Linked DNA regions of Homo sapiens: regions 1, 2 and 3 are each linked to region 4. The links are chromatin loops, found by intact Hi-C in ENCODE. Cell type or tissue: Caco-2. All regions are shown on one strand. Region 1 overlaps SH3BGRL2 (SH3 domain binding glutamate rich protein like 2). Region 2 holds the start of LINC01621 (long intergenic non-protein coding RNA 1621). Region 3 has its middle 83 kb from the start of SH3BGRL2. Region 4 holds the start of LOC107986614 (a long non-coding RNA gene).

Region 1 (5,000 bases), 200 kb before region 4:
ATGGACACTGGTGTTTATATTTCATATAACTTTTACATGTCATGGAATACCATTATTCTTTTGTTTTTTTCCCCCAACTGTTTAAAAATATAAAGACCATTTTTGGCTGCAGGCCATGTAAAAATGGTCAGTGGGCTGGATTTGGGCCTTGGGCCATATTTTGCCTACTCCCAATCTAATGCAAGGGATTCTGTGTTCCCTTTAATTGCTTTGTATGGTGTGTAGTAGTGTTTGAATGTTAGGGTGAAATGCACTCTTCGTCCTTTTAGATAACCTGCCTGTTTTAGCTCCAACATGTTGGTTGTTGCTCTATGGAGTAAATTAAGAAAATTCCTCTGTTTATCCAGTGACAAATATTCACTCACATATATTAAGTTTATGTCTTACAGCTCTTATTGCCAGGCTCTACTGTGCAGTTATAGCTGTTATTTTCAATCCTTCATCATAATACAGTATTTCTGAAGTCATTTTAAATAGCAATTAAGAATTGCATTTGGGTGCAAGCTGTAGAAAACTGGATGAAGAGTGGCGTAACTTATTAAGGGTTTATTTGTCTAATACAGAAAGGTGTAGAATAGGTTGTGCATGAAGAGACTGGGGTGGCAGCTACAAAATGTCATTAAGGACCCAGGCTACTGTCTTTCTGCTTGAGCATATATTATTTTCACATATTTATGGTGTTTGTTTTCACATTTGTGAAATGGTTTCTGCACCTCCAGGCACCATATCTGCGTTTCTGCAAGTAAGCAGACTAGAGAAGGGCAAAAGCCTGCTTTGTGTTTTCATTCATTTAAGTGAAGCCTTCCCAAGGACTGTCTGCCTCACATCTCATTGGTCAGAACTGTGTCATGTGATTAACAATAGAGGTGTTTGCGTAAACATGATGTTGTAGCTGAGCACATTGCTTTTCTAAGTAAAACCAGCCTTCTGTATTTAGAAAGAGAGGGAGATTGGTTACTGGGTAAATAACTACCATTGTTTTGCTTCCAAGGGTGTTTAAGTAAAAAAAAAACCAGGTGAGTTGAAGGTACCTTCCACCCATGGATCAAATGACATAGATGAGGTCAGGCACGGTGGCTCACGCCTATAATCCCAGCACTTTGCGAGGCCGAGGCAGGCAGATCACCTGAGGTCGGGAGTTCGAGTTCAGCCTGACCAACGTGGAGAAACCCCATCTCTACTGAAAATACAAAAATTAGCCAGGCGTGATGGCACATACTGGAGGCTGAGGCAGGAGAATCACTTGAACCCGGGAGGCGGAGGTTGAGGTGAGCCAAGATCACACCTTTGCATTCCAGCCTGTGCAACAAGAGTGAAACTCTGTCTCAAAACAAAACAAAACAAAAAAATGACATAGGTGAAAGCAGTGACTGTTGGCCCACAATTTACTTCTCTTCCATTTGCTTAGGAAATTCCTTTTGATATTGATTGTAAGATTCATTTCATTTCAGAAGAGTTGAAATGTGGGGAGAATAAAAAAATTCATTGTGTGAAGGAAATGATTGTGTATGTTATGGCTATTTGGACTCTGGAATTAAGCCCAGCACATGAAGTGCTCTTGATGGCTTCCTGTTACCGCATGGGAAGCCTCTCTGTTACCTGGGCCCCGCCCAGTAGGCTGATGTGTTTCTCTAAGTTCCTGCTTCCTGAACTGCCTGCCCCCGCCACCCTAGGGTGGGTGCTGTTAGTTCCAGGCCATGTTCACCTCTGCAGACCTTACAAACAGGCTGTGGTAGTGTGACACATCTTCCTTCCTGATGCTAGTATCATAAACATCCACTTGAAAACTTCCTTCTACGGATTAACTTTCTCCTACCTTGTTATTTGGGTGATTTGCTATTAGTACTAGCTAATTTTCTAAGGTTTTACCTGTTTTGTTTTTTCATGTCTTCTTTTTAATCATCTGCCCTTTCTTATAAGTGAATCATGGGGGCCAGTGACTCAACAAAATGCTTTGAGTTCTGCTTCATGTCACATTGGGAAAACATGATTTGTATAAAACAGGGCATCTCTGTGGTGTGTACTGCCACCCTCCAAGCTGTTCTGTGGAAGCTAGGGTGCCACCTCTCTCTCATTAAAATATGTTTCTTCTTTTTACTCTTTTGAATATTAACACATTTATTATAATCTTCAAAACATTTTAAAATAAAACTCTTGCTCCCACTTTGTTTCCTTACCCAATTCCTGCTCCTCTAGCCCTTGGATAAGCACTTCTGTTCGTTTCTTACATGACCTTCAAGAATTTTTTAAAACAGTATAAACACAAGCAAATATAAATGCGTTCTTATTTTTCTCCATTTTTTTTTAAAGTGGGCTTAGTCTACATATAGTTCTGCTGCTTTTCTTTTTAACCTACTAATATGTCTTGGAGAGCTTTTCATAACAATGTTAACAGTACATACAGAGCTTCTGTTTTTTTTCTTTTTAAGCTGCATACTATTAAAGTGATCTCTTTAAAACACAAACCTGGACATGCCTCCTGGTCATCAGATTGAAAAAATATAGTATATATACGGGTTTGGCACTATCTGTCATTTCAGGTGTCTTCTGGGGGTCTTGGAATGTATCCCCCATGGATAAGGAGAGACTATTGTGTTTTCATTCCATCTCAATTAGTATGTACTCTTAAATTAAGAAGGTAGGCAACATTTTGAAAACTTTGCAGAGATGGATTTGCAGCTCCTCAAGAGCACATCTGACCCCTAGTGACTGAAGAAGGAAAAGTGAAAGATCAGAGGAATGAAAAGGGTTAAGAAACAGAGTTCAAAGTAAGATGATATTCTTTGTTTACTCTCACCTTAGAAGTGGAGAACATTTTTCTCCTGTGAACTGATGAAAGGATGCTTTCATGGTAGTGGCTACAGCTGTGGAATTTCTGAAGAAGGCTGCTGAGGGGAATAAAAATGTTGCTGCTGTCATGAATCAATGAAATGTCAACATCTCAGATAGTCTATACGTGGTTTTCAGATGGTTTTGGGCAAAGGGAGCTTTTATGACCATAGATGTCAACTTCTTGCAAGGGTGAGGGTGGGGTTGGGGTGGGATGGGGAGTGGTTATGGCCCACTGAGAACTAAGGCACTCTGTCATCTCATAGTCCATTCTTTCCAAGCTACCTGAATTGTGCTCCAGAGTTCTGGGGAGTCTAGGTTGAAGAAACGACCGTGTTAGTGGCCGGGTGCAGTGGCTCATACCTGTAATCCCAGCACTTTGGGAGGCCGAGGTGGGTAGATCACTTGAGCCCAGGAGTTTGAGACCAGCCTGGGCAACATAGAGAGACCCCATCTCAAAATAGCAATAACAACATCAAAGAAACGACTGTGTTGGGGCTGGCTCAGTCTTCCACTGGATATCTAGTGAGTGGACAGTGCATGACACCTACATAAATCACCTCTTTTTTTGTATCAATGACATAAATCTAGTTCAGTTTGGAAGTATATACATACTGTTTCAGATAAGCGTATCTACTTATTTGTTTGTCTTCTCTCTTTAGATAAAGAAGAAGCAGCAAGATGTGGTTAGATTTCTGGAAGCCAACAAGATAGAGTTTGAGGAGGTGGATATCACAATGTCAGAAGAACAGAGGCAATGGATGTACAAAAACGTCCCCCCGGAAAAGAAACCCACTCAGGGCAACCCCCTGCCACCTCAGATATTTAATGGCGACCGATACTGTGGAGTAAGTGGCTAGACTGTTATCATGCTGTTTCTTTTTATTGTTCAGAACACATGCCACCTAGAGTGCAGGTGGGTTTTTCCAGTGAAGACTGTGACTTCTTCACCCAATGCCCATTCAGATCCACATGTCTAACAGAGGGTGAAGTTGAGAAGGGATGTGAGTCCAAGGTCATGGACTGTGTATGTATGTGCGAGGGTTGTGTGGTATGTGAATGTAAGTGCACGTGTGTCTGTCAATCTGAGCTCTGTCTTTGCTTTGGAAACAGAAGTAGGAAGGGAAGCTCTGTGTATGTGTGTATGTATGTATGTATGTGTGTATTATGTTCTAAATTTTGAAGCATTAAAAATAATCATTTTAATTATTAAATTATTAATCAAATTATTTTTTGATTAATACATTTTAGGGGGCAGAGTAGTAGAGGGGGATAATTATCTTTGAATATCCCTTTATGGTATAAATAACTGCTAATAGCTAATCGTAAACCAGAGTTCCATTTCTTATGATAATGAGCCAGAGGGATCATTAAGAATATCAGTGCACCTCATATATGAACATATATCAGGTGCTTTCCTGCTGCATGTAGCATACGAGAAGATGAAAAAGTCACTTTCATCTATTTACCTACTTGCGTACTCCTTAGGTTAAGAAAAATAATTGAGAAACTTCTTTCTAATGAGTAAGTTAGGATTTGCCTTTTGCCATATCTCTAAGTATCTAAGTCAGTGTTTATTTTTGGACCTGTACTATAGTTATTTAAGGACGGTCTAAAGAAGAAGGAGCCACAGAGCTGAGGTGCTTGAGATTAAATAAATAGCTAGGCTGTAATTAGCGTGGAGGAAAGGAATAACAGCCTTTGGTGGCTTCAAAGAAAACAATCCTTTCCCCCACGTGCGTAATGGAGAATGAGAAGTTGTAATATAAAGCCATGTGTAGATTATACAGAGAATTCTTACCTGTAGCATCCTGAGGAGAATCCTGAACATGGCATTAGACTTAAGTTTGAGCACTAGTACTGCCTTATGTCGGCTGGGACACCTTTGGAAAGTTACTTATCTTTTTAAGCCCCAGTTTTCTTATCTTTAAGCAAGGGATAATGTCTGTCTTTGTGATCGTTTCAAAAGCATTTCTTAAGCATATTATATAAAAATGAAAATTGTTATTTTATGGGGTTTTTAATATCATTATTTTATATTTTATTGAGAGAAGTGTGTGGTAACCAAGGGTGTATTTTATTCATGATTACCAAGGATATAAAATGTACTCTTGTGCCTGCAGACCTAAATGAAGTAATACCTGAAAATGTTTGCAAAGTATATAGTTCAA
Region 2 (5,000 bases), 55 kb before region 4:
GCCAAGTGAACACAGAGCCACGGCAAGGGTAGAACTTGTATTAAGGCCACAAATATTAATATATGTAGATTGTATGTTTTAATCCAGAAATTCATGTAGTTGATGTGGCATCTACTAAAAGTTGGGTAGGCAGGAAATACCTATTTTCTTCAAATCAAATTCAATATGGCTGCCATCCCCTATGTCACTGAATTGCAAGAAATTCAATCTTCATTATTTGTTTCCTCCCCTCCTCCCTGGGTTTACCTAAAAATTGGGAGGATTATTTGGTGCCCAGAAAATGAGCAAGTCTCTCAGTGGGTCCAGAGTGCTCTGAATCTTCATTCCGAGGCTCTAACTGAGGCGGCTGGCTCTCCTGGTTCTGCACCAAGCTGCTTCCCTTCAAACAGCATTCTCACCTGAGTAGCAGCTTGACTGGGGGCAGTGCCAAGAAAGGGGCTTTGGGAATGTCCCTTCCTCCCATTTCAAAAGCTTCCATGTTCCCTGGACAAACTCATTGACCCATTCCCGCCCGTGCCAGCCCTCTCAGTGAGCTCAGGTTTCAGGCAAGGGAGGTAGGTTTCCAGGTGGCCAGGAGGAGCAGTTACCTTAATGCAGTGGTTCTCAGCACGTGGGTCCCGTAGTTACAGTTAGAAGGAGAAATACCTAATGTAGATGACGGTTGATGGGTGCAGCAAACCACCATGGCATGTGTATACCTATGTAACAAACCTGCACGTTCTGCACATGTATCCCAGAACTTAAAGTTTATATATATAGGCCAATTCTTGATTCTTGAACTCCATCCCAGACTTGCTGAATCAGAAACTGGGGGCACAGGCAGCATGCTGCATCTTAAGCCTTAAAGGAATCTTAAAGGTCAGGGCTTTCTGCTCTGACCTCACAACAAACCACCCAGAGGGCAACGGTTCTGGCTACCTCCTTTAAATAGAGAAGGGAAAAATAGAGAGGTAAAAGCAAAACAGTCCTCATTCTCTCAGATACCTCTATAGCAGCAAAAAAATAACAAATAAAAAAACCCCACATATATACCTTAATGATCTCTCCCCTCTGATAAGGCACTGTGTAAAGCAAAGTTGAGATTTATAAAGGATAAAGAAAACCTGAACTCATTTGATCCACACGCCACCAACAAATCCTCGCCCCTACCTTCCAGGTTTAAGAATTCAGGAGGCTTTATCCTAAAAAAAAAGCATGCTGAGAAATAAAGGTCAAGTATTTAGACTAGGCTGTTCCACATCTCCATGGAATGAAGAAACGTGTGGACACCCCTGGAATTTCAATTGGTTCTCCTTTTACAAGGATTTTTATACTAATCAAGATGGAACCAGCACATAACTTCCTTATACTAAAGAATTTCATATTAAGAAAATACAATATCCCCCCAATCTATTATATCAGATAAATGCTAATTTTTATCACATCATCTTATTTCAACTTTGTTATAAAGGCTTGATTCATGCAAAAGTGGAGAGTCATCATTTTTGTTCTTAAACCCAATTAAATGTCACTTCCTGATTCATCCTCCTGCTGCTCCAGATACTTCTAACACATTTCAGACCTGAAATTTTTTAAGCTGCTTCTTCTTTTCCAAGTGATTTTAAGAACCTAGCATTAAAACATAATTACATGGCGGAAAAATACTTTTGAAGCTGCTCAGTGTGACTTTTTTTAATAGTGAGTTTTCTGACTTGCATGCCTCAGAGGATGATTTTCTGGGCTGTGTATAACTTGACAGCATCTCTGCGAGCCCATTAGTCACCTTACAAAATTGCATGAACTCTTTTTGGATCCCTGGGGTAGCTAAAACTTAGCAATAAATGAATGGATTATGCTTCATACAATCATATTTTTAAGCTATATATTAACAATCAAGACTGTTGAACAGTTTTTGGCTTTTGAGATTACAGTCACAGTTATTACTCTATAAGACTCTCTTTTTACAGATTCAAAAGATTTTATAGACAAATGAAGACTGAATTGGCCTCCAAGTTTTACTTGAGGAAATCCAGGCTATAGATCAATTCAGACCTTGATGAAGGTCACACAGCGTGGTTTCAGTGCAGCAGGAATTGGACTCACAGTCCCCCACGCTTTCCTCTCACTGCCAATTGTCAGGTTTCAGCCAATTCTTAATTTTTCACTGGCCAGAAAGTCAGGCCATTACCTTCCATCACATGATTGCCACCTAGTGGCGACAGTGGTCATTGATGCTTATGCAGTGACTGGACTCAAAGGCCAGAAAAGAAATAGAATAAAAATTAAATCATCTTTAAAATGTATTGAGAGTCTACTATTCTGTTAGGTGCTTTATTTATTTCATTTAATCCTCTAAACATTATAAACTAGGAATTTTTATCCAAGAAGAAATGAAGCTGAGAGAGATGAAGAAACTTGCCCAAATTCAGGCTGCCTCTATCAGTGGGGCAGGAACTGGATCTTCTTCCCTGGACCTTAGTCCCTGTCCTGTAACTTTGACCTACATATGGTTGGACTCTCCTAGATCTTAGCAGTCCTTTCTGATCTGTGATATTCCTCAGGCTGCAGTGACTGGCTCAGAGAAAGCCAGTAAGACCCACTGACACTTTCACTAATACAGTCCAGGAAGAGGCAGGTACTATTTTCCACTCACACAGATAATGGTAAAAACAGTGTGAGCCTGGAAGCTGTCTAAGCTCTGCAAAGCGGAGCTGGGAATCAAGTCACCATAGAGCAAGAAAAGCTGAGATAGAGAGAAACTGAACCTGGTGACATCCCTTGTGCCCCCAATTCCAGTTGTGTTTGAAGCCATGTGTACTGCTGGGTGTTTCAGTTATGAGCCAATAAATGCCTTTATAATAATAAATGTTAGTGTGATATGAGGTTTCTGAATTTGTACTAAAAAGTCCTGACTAATACCAAGGATTGGTCCTTTTTCGGTTCCTTCTTTTTTCCTACTTTCAGCTGTCAACAAATCAACATTTGCATTGTGCCTATGCTTACAAGGCATAGGTCTGTTTTCCAAAACCTGTTGTCCTATTCTTGGAGTTGTAATACTTAAGTGAAAACATTATTTCAAAATATTTAAATATAATTTTTAAATAATTAAAATTTGGTTCTATATAAAAAAATCAAATGCCTTGAAAAATATTTGATTTCTCATCCTAAGTATCATCTCCACTAGAGCAATCAGGAAGTTTACAGTCTAAAGCAATTATTCTTTCATTAAGGCAAGAATTCAATAGAGCTTTGGGGCTTGTGAGAGAGTCTAGCCATCTGTCCAGGATTCACGTCATTATGGTTGGAGGAGTGTGGTGGGCTTTGTCAAATGAGATGTATTCCCTTGAGAATATCATGCATTTATTCCAGGCAAGGTCAAGACGTATGAATATTTTGGGAAAGGTAGCCCTACAAATCAATATTTTTAAAGAAAATATTTGTTATATATTTTTGGATAATGGGAAAAAATAATTTCTTAAAATTATTTATTGCTTTCTTAATGTTCAGAATAAGAAATTTATTACATGCAATTTTCTAAACCAGACAACTTCTTGGGAAGTGAATTGTTTACTATTTCAGTGACAAAACCAATAACTTGATGCCAGAAAACAGTACCACGCTTACAGTTTGTTTTCCCAATGTTATTGCCTACCCACTTTTAGAGACTTTCCTAGTTGGCTTGAGGATTTGTTTGCTAGTGGCCTGGCTGATAGCCCTCCCAAGCAACATTCAAATACCTATCACAAAACTATTTACCAAAGATGTTTCGGCTCAGCAAAGGAAGTTTTTAGTTGTTTGCTTGTTACTATTTGAGGCTTCCGTGTCAATGAAAGGCATTTTGCAAGTAATGTATAAAACCATGAATAGACCCTGGCTACTATTTTTACTAATGTGATGGTTAATACTAAGTGTCAACTTGATTGGATTGAGGGATACAAAGTATTGCTCCTGGGTGTGTCTGTGAGGGTGCTGCCACAGGAGATTAATATTCCAGTCAGTGGGCTGGGAAAGGCAGACCCACCCTTAATCTGGGTGAGCACAATCTAATCAGCTGCCAGCTCAGCTAAAGTATAAGAAGACAGAAAAATTTGAAGAGAGACTGGCCTAGCCTCGCAGCCTACATCTTTCTCTTGTGGTGGCTGCTTCCTGCCCTTGCACATCAGACTCCAAGTTCTTCAGTTTTAGAAATCGGACTGGCTATCCTTGCTCCTCAGCCTGCAGATGGCCTATGGTGGGACCTTGTGATCATGTGAGTTAACACTTAATAAACTCTCCTTTGTATATATCTCTATTCCATTAGTTCTGTCCCTCTAGAGACCCCTGACCAATACAACAGATTTATCGCAGTGATGTTTTAAAACTATTTTAAAGATTATTGACCAAGGCAGCTCTGTCTTGCTGGCTTCTCCCCTCCCTACAGTGCTCCAGATTTTCAAGTTGTTCTCTGAGAAGCCTCAGGAGGAACCAGAAGAAAGGTTCGAGTGAGGGTCTGTCTACCATTACAACTAACCGTTCCCTCCGTTCTTCCCATAAAACCAGAACAGCTTTGCTCTGAGCTCTTTTTCTGTGTATTAGACTCCTTAAAAGATTTTCTTTCACCAATTCGCAATTGTCTGTTTAAAAGCGACTACCTTCTCAGACTTATGCTAAGGCATTGTGATATTCTACTGAACAAAAAAAGGCACGCACGCTACATTTATGTTGTAGTGGAGGAAATAGTCAATATACAAATAAACAAGAATACACAAGATCATACTGATGGAAGTGAGTTGATAAAGAGGATAAAGTGATAGTGTGATAAACAGTGCTGAAGGGGGCATACAACATTAGAAAAGGTGATGAGAAAATGCCTTGCTGAGAAAGCAATATTTAAATAATTTATTTGATCCATTAGAAGAGTTTAACCAAAGCCGGGACCATGGCTTATGCTTATAATTCCAGCACTTTGGAAGGCCAAGGCAGGAGAATTGCTTGAGGCCAGGGGTTCAAGGCCAGCCTGGGCAACATAGGGAGACCCTGTC
Region 3 (5,000 bases), 150 kb before region 4:
TCTGGTTTCGCCAACAGCCAAAAGGAAGAGTTACAGCTGGCTTACGATGAAAGCAGACCAAATCATGAGACTATTTATTTTTATTTTATTATGTAACTGCCCACTTATTTCCATTTGATTGATGTTCTTTTATATTCATACACATTTTTTAACCCTTAACTAGCACAGTAAGTTCTGTCACTAATATAACCTTTGGGTTGTTTCCCTGAGAAAAACTCTGGCCTTCATGGGCTCCTTATTAATTTCAGCTCTAAAGTCAGAAATCAACATGAATTGCTTGCCTGACAGAAGTCTGACGGTTTAGCAGTTACTAGATATAGCCCTTAATATGAGCTAACTGCTGTTCAGTATTTTTCTTGGGTAGAGCAAGTGGGTGGATGATAAAAACAGCATGTTCTCTCGTCTTACAATAACCTTGATTGTAGTCAAAGTTCTTTCCTAACAATAACTTTGGTTATATGCAAATCTGTCAGAAAATGACTGCATAAATATTAAATGTAAGATTTGGAAAACATTCATTTTTAGATATATGTGTGTGTGTGTGTGTGTGTGTATGAACATATGTACATATATAGGGGGACATTAGTCTTAATTTTTAGTTCTACTAAGTCTCAGTTTAAAAAAGTGAGAGGCAGGTGTGGTGGCTCACGCCTGTAATCACAGCACTTTGGGAGGCCAAGGCGAGGGGATTGCTTGAGTCCAGGAGTTCGAGACAAGCCTGGGCATCGAGGTGAAACCCCATCTCTATAAAAAATAGAAAAATTAGTCGTGTGTGGTGGTCCACGCCAATAGTCCCGGCTACTTGGGAGGCTGAGTGGAAGGATCACTTGAGCCCGGGAGGACAAGGCTGCAGTGAGCCATGATTGCACCACTGCACTCCAGCCTGGTGAGAGTGAGACTCTTGTCTCAAAAGAGAGAGAGAGAGAGAGTGATGCAAGGACTGTCTTTAAATAAAACATTCCAATTATTCAGGTCTCCGCCTAGGCTATGAAATGTGACCTACAGCATCCATCAGAAGTAAAATGCAATAATTACACATCAGTGTAATAGGAAGAATATCATGCAATGCCATGGCATAAATAAGGACACTCATGAAAAAAGGAAACAATTCTAGCATAAAGAGGAAAAATGGAACTGACGGTTTTTGTAAAAGCTTGTCGCATATTTTCAAATCAAGACAGGCAAGTCTTCCAAATTTAGCAATGTGTAGAAACATTCTCATGAAATCAGAAAAGGGGGTACTGGAGGGCAGGTTTTCATCCTTTCCAAACTCTTCTAAATTCTCCCACCCAGCGTTCATTTCAGATTCAAAATACCATACACTTACATTTATAAATTGAAATTTTAGAATGGGAAAGGACCAAGTGTTAGTGACTAGTGAAGTTTCAGGGTATTTCCAGAACTCTAAGTGCATCTGCCCTTTAATGTTTGCTGCCACTTGCTTTCAAAAACCCAAATCAACTCATAGTTGTTTCCAAAAAATGCATGCAAATCTAGTGGAAGGGAAAATACCGCAAAAAAAAAATAGTGCTGTATTAAAAAAACAATTATTTATGTGTCTGTGGAACTGGGTGCACCTTTAACAAATACTTCTGATAGTCAAGCAAATCCAGAATGTTCTAGTGCTGACATGGGAAACAGAACTAAAGAACAATATATAAAAGTAATCAGGTATATCATTTACTCTCAGTTAGAATTTTGCTCAAAAAACTTGAGTTAGTATGGAGCAGAAGAAAATGGTGAGGTTCTGTGATTAAATATATATATATATAATATATGTATTTGCTGTATAATCTTGAAAAAATACTAAATGTGTGGCACATATGTGTACAGCCGAGTGCCCTTTGATAACAGGACTTGGGTGGTAGCGACACCTAGAGGCCTCATCTCTGAGTATAGTTACAGGGTGGGCTTTGTGTTGCATTTTAACCCTCACCGTGGTAAATAAAAAAACCTGTGAAGATAGCTGTGAAAATAAAATCTACCCTTTAAAAAAGTCTATTATAGTATATGAGATTTATTTATGTTAAATTGGAAATGAAGGTCTGGGGAAGGGGAAGCTGCAGTATTTCAGAAAGTTACTTAAGCGGGTCAGGAAACCTGGGTTCTGGAAGGAGGTGGGCATTCCTCTCCTTTTGTTAGGGGGAACAAGGAGGGGGAGACCTGACGGGGAGCAGGAGCCCATGGCCAGAGGCATTATGCTCCAATTCACATGATTGCAGTGTTCATTCTCAAGGAGTTCTAGAGAATTTTAAAATAAATCATAGACCACATAAGATTCCCTATAGCACCAATCACAGGATTTTGCATTGGTTAGCAATAGAAAATACGCACATAAACATGACTTTGCGTTTTGGTGGAGTGCTGTAGTGCGGAGCACACTGCTGTGCTAGCTGGGCCAGCAGAACGCTGGGGACAGAAGCCATGGGTGTGTGAAAGGTACCTTTCTTGTCAGGTCTGAGAGCCATCACCTGGGGTTCCCTTCACCTGGGCTTTCCATGCTGCTCAGGGAGATAGAACATAATGACAGAGAAGATGAGCCCAGAGGCACTTTTCTATTCATGCGTTCTGCAAAAGAACATTAATCGAGCACCTTATTGGTTTCCTATACCCAAACTTAGTAGCTTAATTAACACAACGAAAATATGTTTTGGAATTCAGGAGGTCAGAAGTCTAAAATGAATCTCACAGACTAAAATCAAAGTGTCTGTAGGGATGCTTTCCTTTCTGTTGACTCCAGGAGAAAATCCGTTTCCTTGCCTTTTCTAGCTTCTAGAGACCGCCTATAAGCCTTGGCTCAAGGCTGCATCACTCTGACTCTGACACTCCTACCTGCATCTTAAAGGGACCCCTGTGATTACACTGGGCCCACCCACGTAATAATCTAGAATAAACACCCCATCTCAAGATCCTTAATTCCATCTGCAAAGTCACTTTTGCATATGTAAGGCGATGCATTCACAAGTGCCAGAAATTGGGACGTGATCTCTCTGGGGGTGGGCTTGAGGGAAGGAGGGCAAAGGCATTATATCCCACTTACCACAAGCATTATATAAGCCTACACGTAACCAGGCACAGGAGATATAAAGTCTCTGCCTCTGATGGGATGGGATTGGGGTCATGCAAATAAATCAGATTTTCCGGCAGTGCAAAAGACTACAGATAACTCAGGAAGAGGCTAGCTCAGCTGAGGCAATCAGTTCACATACCTCAAGCAAGTGATATTTGACTTAAGTCTGACAAATCAGGAAGAGTTAGACAGATGGGTGGAAAGGGAGTTTTAAGCAGAGCAAAGAGCATATGCTAAAGTATAGAAATGTATAAAACAGCTCAGCAGTTTCCATGATTAACAAGATATTGGATTGTGTTGCTGAAAGTGGCAGAAGATGAAACTGTACCTAATGGCTCAACTGTGTTAAGAAAGATTGTTCTTCCTCTGATAATATCTGTTCTGGGCTCAAAAAAGAGGAGGTTGATCTTCTCTTACATAAACATTGCTTCCCAGTGTTCATGGTGTTGGAAATTATGTTCAAACCTGGTCAAACAGCCAAATGTATTTTAATCTACCTTTTTATTAGCCACTTCTAATGATAAAAGAAAAAGGAGCTACAAAGCTAGAATGAAGATAAGCAGTTGATGATCCAATGAAATTATTAAAAGACAGTTTCTAGAGAAAGATGTATAATATATTTTTCATAAGGCTCTTAATATAGTTCTGTTCTCTCACCACTGGCCTCATGAAAATTTTAGTGAGATTTTTATTAAGAAAAAAAGATCACCATGATAAAGACCCAAAGGTGAATTGTTAAGAAATGTGAAACAAATGTGATATTATTGAACCATTTCATACTAACAGCTTGTAAAACATCTATTTCTCTGTTATTAGGGAAATTTTATTTGATTTTTATCTTTTTAATATGGACAAATCTACAGCTGGTGCCTATTTTCCTGAATGACAAAAGATATAAGAAATGTGGCTAGGAAATTGTGAAGGTCAATTAATTCAGTCTCCTGACCTACTCAGACCCCTTGCCTGCAACGTTGGTGAGAGGCGTTTCATAAGTAAAGCACAAAGTTTAATAAATATCTGAAAGCTCATTTTGTGCCAGGCATTGTGCTGGACCTGCAGGAAACAAAGAGAGTAAGATAGAGTTTGCCCTCAAGGAACCACAGAGTGGCTGCAGGGTAAGGGTGGGGAACATATATGTGTAAGCAGCTCCATTATTGTCTATGTCAGATGATATAATTGAAAAGTGTCCAGGATGAAAGTGCTACTAAAACAGTGAAAGGACACTTACCTAATTCTATCTTGGAGAGTCTGCCGGAAAGGTCTTGTTAGAGGAGGTCATTCTTAAGATCAATCATGGATGAATGAATGAATGATCAACCAACTAATTAATCAGTAGAAGGAAGTTTCCTGGGGAAGAAGGCTGGGAGGAGACAGCATTGGTCAGAGGCAATAGCATATGCAAGGGATCGAGGTGGAATAAAGGTTACACATGATAGAGGTATCACAGATGTATTCTGGGCAATGGACTAGATTGTAATGAGCCTGGTATGCTATACTATAAGATTTGAAAATTAACCTATAAACCCCCACTACTCAAAGTGTGGTCCGAGGACCAGCAGCATCACATGAACCTTGCTAGACTCCACTCCAGGCTAGAAGCACATTTTAACAAGATCCCCAGGTGATTCAGGGTCACATTAATGTGTGAGAAGCACTCCTGTAGATATTGAAAAGCATTGATGGATTTAAAGTAAGAATGTGAAGCAATCACATTTGTGTTTTCAGGAAATCACAGAGTTTGGCAGTGAGAAGAGAAGATGAGGTATGGGAGAAGGTGATGTGGGGAAGAATAAAGGCTCAGAGACCATTTAGAAAGTTAATTTATGGATGATAAGAGTTTGAACTAGGGTCATGGCCATGGAGATGTCTTATTAACTCTTGGGGAAATGGAGAGTAAAGGACTCAAATGTTCTAGCTTGGTTGACAGATG
Region 4 (5,000 bases):
GTAGGAACCCAAGTGGTACAGCTCTGAGAGGGGACCATGTAGCAGTTTCCATACAGTATTACAGATGCTTTCACCCTTTAACTCAATTAACCTATAACAGGGAGTTTATCCTATGGAAATCTCTGCACAGTTACAAAATGACATGCACAAGTGATGTGTTATGGTATTGTTTGTAATAGCCTAAGAAACAACCCATTTCCATAAAGAGAGGACTGGTTAAATAAAGTGCAGTATGTCCTCAAAATGGAACACTAGGTGCTGAAAAAGAATGAAGACAGCCTCTCTGTTACATTGTGGGAAGGTATCCAGGATAGATGGCTCAGAAGAAAAGTTCAGAATAGTGAACACATTATGATGCCCATAGTGTCATAAAGAAGAGGAAAAGAATATGTATTTGTTTTGGTTTGCAACTGCATAAAGTACTGGAAAGGTATACTGTAAGGAGGGGGGCTGACCGGGTGGATAGAATAGAAGCAAAACTCAACGTATAACATTTTTATTTTAAAAATCCATGAATTAAAAATAATAATCTACCTGTGAATTATTACTTATTAAAAATTAAAAATTTTAAATCATACACCTTGCACATAGTGTTTACAGCCAAACTGCATGTGTTTAAATTTCTGCCTCACTTACTACATAAGTGAATTTTGGCAAATTTCTTAACCCCTTTCTTTTTTTGTTGATGAGTTAATAAATACAAAGGAATCAAGCCTAAAACACAGTGAGTTCTACATGACTGTAGTCTGTTATTAATACTGCATTTAACAGTAATAATTTTGAAGAACACTTTAACCCTTTAGTGATAAGATTTCCTGAATTCTTCTGATATTCCTAACTTTTTTCCCCCCAAAGGTGGTAAAATGAATGCCAAGAGAAATACAGTAATATCAAACAGCACTGAGCCAGGGCCAGGTACAAATACAGGAGCCGACACTTGGGCATTGCTAGATCATTCCATGTCACACATATGGAAACCCTAAGAAACAAGGTCATTGATTTCTCTTTCTTTTTAACAAATCAAAAAGAGAATATAATAAATTGGATTATGAGGCATTATGAGTGCGCAAAGTGTTGGAAGATGTGCAAGACAGCTATAAAACACAGCCCCTGAAAGTATCTGCTGCAATTCTTGATGAAATCAATAGACGACATCTTTCCTAGATACCCAGAAAACGGGAGTCGCTGTCAGGCTGGGAGTTTCTAGAGAAAGACTCTAAATAAATATGTGGCCACAGGTTCCATAGCACTGCTTGTATTTACAGTTTTGAACACACCCACCCCATGGTTGCTTATTTTAAAAAATAAAAACTCACGGATGCAGAAATGATATAATCAGCAAGGCACTGTCAGTAAATTTGCCAACTCCCTTTGGATGGCTTATGTTGCCTGTTTCTGTGGAAAATGAATTTGTGCACGACATTTTAATGTTTGGATTATCAGGTAACGCCGATTCAAAACAGCACAAAGAAACAGCTTAGGCATTTTTCCTTCTAATCAGAAAAAGCAGCTTACCACATTGTGGAGAAATTGTGCCCCCTGCTGATTTAACTTGATATTAGCGTCATTGGTCTTTTGGGTTGTTTTTTTTTTTTAAAGGTCTGCAGTGCCGCAGGGTAGTGCAGTGTCTTCAAGGTCAGTAATTTACATGTCCTCCTCTCGAGGCTAAGGCAGCCTCTCCTTGCAAATAGGAAGTTTTTGCTTGATCGTGACCTTGGGAAAAAGGAAGCAAAGGAGGAATGACTCCTTTTATGAGCTTTCTGGAGATATTTGTTCTAAGAACCTTCTCAGTATTCCCCGTACCTTTGGTGACTCTGAATAAGGAAAGCGAGCAAGCAGTGAAGAGAGAGGAGCTGGTTGCGGGTGAGCACACGCCCCTTGTAATTAATCTCCACTTCAGGACCAAAAGACAGTAGAGCTCCGTTCACTGATGGAGTTTATTCAGTCTGCGAAAACTATTACCACCAATGAATAGCAATCACGATGGGGCATTCCAGGTGCTCAGATGTCATTCTGTTAACTTGGTGTGAGCTACCCTCTGAAAGGCTCCAGCCCTGGACAATATTGTTGTTAACCAGGGATGTAGCATTAGTAACGGCAGACTCTTTCTGTGGCCCTCATTTTTATCTTGATGCTTTGTTCCCTTCTTTTTTATTGCCTCTCCACCTGGGCTTTTAATGTGTTTTTCCTAGGCTGGTACTTATTTCCAACAAGCTGCCAAGTAATCTCTCTGGAAAAGTCAACGGACTTTTTTTTTTTTTTTTTTTCTGTTCTTTACTTGTGTTTTTCTTTTTCTGTGTATTTTTCTTTGTGTGTTTGTGTGTGTGTGTTTGCTTGCATTTTGCTCGTGTTCTTTGCTTTGTTTGTGTTCTTCTGATAATTGCATCTTTAGGAGAAATTCCTGAATGAACACAGAGAGGACTTTAGCAACGCATTCGGCCTTGGAGAAGATAAAGGAGGAAATTTTCTAAGGTGGGGAGGACCTTTCCTCACGTCTGTCCTAGACAAGGCCACAGGCTGCAGGGCTGCGTCTCTGCCAACTGTGACAAGAACAGCCTCTTCCAGTCTACGGGATGCAATACTTTGTCCAATATTCAGTTAACAGGTAGTAAATATTGTCTTTCCCTCCTCTGTACCTTAAAAGGGCTTTCAGTCTTTCCAAGGGCCCTTTGCTCTTTGGTTAGAGTTGCCAGATTTAGTCAATAAAAGTCCAGGGCACCCAGTCTGGATTTTATTTTAATATGAATTTCAGATAACGATTTTTTAAAAAGTATTTGTATTTGTTGTTTATCTGAAATTCAGATTTAACTGGGCTGTCGTACTTTACCTGGCAACCCTATCTTTGATTGAACTCTGTTTTCACGCTGTTTTCCAGGGCATTCGAAATCTAGCTGAGTGACTGCTGAGCCAGGGCGCGAGGTCCTGGGCCTTGGAGCCCAGGTGGCCTGGGCGGTGCGGCTCCTCGCGCTGCTGCCTCAGGCTCTCACCTCCCTCTAGCGGCCGCCAAGGACATCACACACGCCGAGCGGAAGCCCTGCTGGGCGGTGCTGCCGGCTCCAACCCCGGAAAGGCCACGTCCGAGAGAGCTCACCTACTTTCTCCTGGAGGGGCTGCGGTGGGGGCCTGCACAAGAAAGTGGCCTTACTCCCAATAGCGGAAATGGAGTTTCCCTTGTTTCACTTAAAAATACAATGGAAAAAAATGCCTCTGTACAACAGCCTAAGCTGACAGTTGATGTCTAACCCTGGGCTGTACTCACCACTAAACACTGATAGATGTTGTCATTTTCATGCTAAAGAAACCCCACTCACCCCAAATAATTTGTCAAAGAGTACTCATGTAGACAGCAAGTTTTGGAAGGTGGAGATGCTTATCTGTCTTCTGTGATGTGCCTGTGCCTGATAGCTAGTAAATAAGTTTAAATGAATTGACATTGAAATACACTACAGGCTTGGAATTAAAAACAAAGAAGAAACCTATTCCTACCCTCAGAGAATGACCACTTCATCGCAGAGGAGATGATGGCTGAAGTGCTTATGCTCATCAACGACTGTGGAATTGGGTCTTGGAATTTTAGTTCCTCTGTTAAACTTAGGAAATGGATGGCTGGAGGTCTGCGCCAGCCGATGAGGGATTGATACACCTGAGATTGCTTTACAAAACACTGCTTTTAGTGTTTAATGACACAGGATAGTGTCTACAGCAGTGGCATGGAGCCAGAACATGGGTTCTAGAATCCAGAGATGACTCGCAGGTTCCATCTGAGTTCCTTAAAGGACAGTTTCTGCAACGTAGGTGTTCCATGATTGCTTGTTGAATGAATGAATAGGAGTATCTATCACAACCATGTCCACACTCATTGGCTTTAGTGGAGTCAAGGCAAGGTAGAGATATTAATGACAGAATTCTGGTGATAGGGGCCCCTACCACCAATGGCAGTATTAAGGGGTGATTAGGGAGAAGGGTAGCTTTTAGTCTCTTTCAAGCCACGCAAACAAAGATCACAGAATCTAAGCAAAAGCAAATGTCTTGCTTTACAGTTTCAAGACAAAGCCCCTGGAAGTTGCCCCCTTTTAAATAGATTGTCCCTTAGCCTTGCTACGCAAATACACTGGATCCTGTAACCATGTTAGCCCTTATCTGTAATTTCACAAAGTCGGGTGGCAGGTATTTGCTCAGGAAATTGAGACATTAGGTACTCACACTTTTAAAAATAACACATAAGGAAGGCAATAATAATTACATAAGATAATATGTTCCAGGCTCTATATCTTGTTATCTAATTTAATCTTCACTGTAACCCTGTAATGTTATTATTATTGCCCACATTTTTGCAGATGTGGAAATGTCAGCTTAAAGAAGTGAAGTAACTAGGCGAAGGTCATAGAGACAGCCAATATGCAAATGCACATCTGCCTTATTCAACTCTTTCCAACATACAGCGCTGGTACTTGAGTATATGAGGAGGCCTGTTTGTATACCTCCGAGCAGAATCAAATAGGAAATGTTTGCTAGAAATAAAAAGGAAGCATCAAAGGAAAATATGGAAGGGTCAACCAAAGGGTGAATGGGCTTTGTCCTTTCTTCGCTGGAGGTCTGAGCTCAGAAGCCTGGGTCTCAATAGCTCATTCCTTTAGAAATGAGGTTCTTTACACTTGGACTCAGGGAGGGGAACATCACACACCAGGGCCTGTCAGGGGGTTGGGGGGTAGGGAAGGAATAGCATTAGGAAAAATACCTAATGTAGATGATGGGTTGGTGGACACAGCAAATCACCATGGCATGTGTATACCTATGTAACAAACCTGCACGTTCTGCACATGTATCGCAGAACCTAAAGTATAATGTTTTTAAATTAAAAATATATATAAAAAAGAAATAACGTTCTTTAGATAACAAAGGAAAGGGCAGTGATTCCAAAATCTTTCTCAGCTTTTAAAATGCACACACTTTCAGGCCTTAGCTCCTGGGTATTCTGATCTAGTAGTACTGGGATGGGG

What was found. A loop is a pair of places that touch in the nucleus more often than their neighbours do. Peaks named below come from ENCODE experiments on the same cell type or tissue, not always from the same donor. Only the 100,000 strongest peaks of a DNase experiment are listed, where the experiment ranks them.
Region 1: a loop joins it to region 4, with 4 times the contacts of the local background. A loop is called at or near these places in 3 of 110 quality-filtered maps.
Region 2: a loop joins it to region 4, with 4 times the contacts of the local background. A loop is called at or near these places in 8 of 110 quality-filtered maps.
Region 3: a loop joins it to region 4, with 4 times the contacts of the local background. A loop is called at or near these places in 2 of 110 quality-filtered maps.

What each region holds. Positions count from the first base shown.
Region 1 is chr6:79,670,123-79,675,122 of GRCh38, forward strand. It overlaps SH3BGRL2 (SH3 domain binding glutamate rich protein like 2), which reads left to right. Exons shown (of 4, transcript NM_031469.4): 2 at 3,492-3,677. Among named protein-coding and RNA genes, the nearest start is that of SH3BGRL2, 41 kb to the left of the region's middle. In Caco-2, a CTCF peak has its summit at 2,745; DNase peaks (open chromatin) are centred at 1,629 and 3,039.
Region 2 is chr6:79,811,874-79,816,873 of GRCh38, forward strand. LINC01621 (long intergenic non-protein coding RNA 1621) reads right to left here and starts at 373. Exons shown (of 5, transcript NR_131786.1): 1 at 247-373. In Caco-2, a CTCF peak has its summit at 2,162 (motif pointing left); a DNase peak (open chromatin) is centred at 2,178.
Region 3 is chr6:79,712,008-79,717,007 of GRCh38, forward strand. No RefSeq gene overlaps it. Among named protein-coding and RNA genes, the nearest start is that of SH3BGRL2, 83 kb to the left of the region's middle. In Caco-2, a CTCF peak has its summit at 1,889 (motif pointing left); a DNase peak (open chromatin) is centred at 1,874.
Region 4 is chr6:79,866,778-79,871,777 of GRCh38, forward strand. It overlaps LOC107986614 (a long non-coding RNA gene), which reads right to left and starts at 4,613. Exons shown (of 3, transcript XR_001744216.3): 1 at 3,487-4,613; 2 at 1,516-1,713. RefSeq lists a silencer at 2,921-3,098 and an enhancer at 3,087-3,196. In Caco-2, CTCF peaks have their summits at 1,553 (motif pointing left) and 2,969 (motif pointing left); DNase peaks (open chromatin) are centred at 1,574 and 3,004; H3K4me3 peaks cover 503 bases.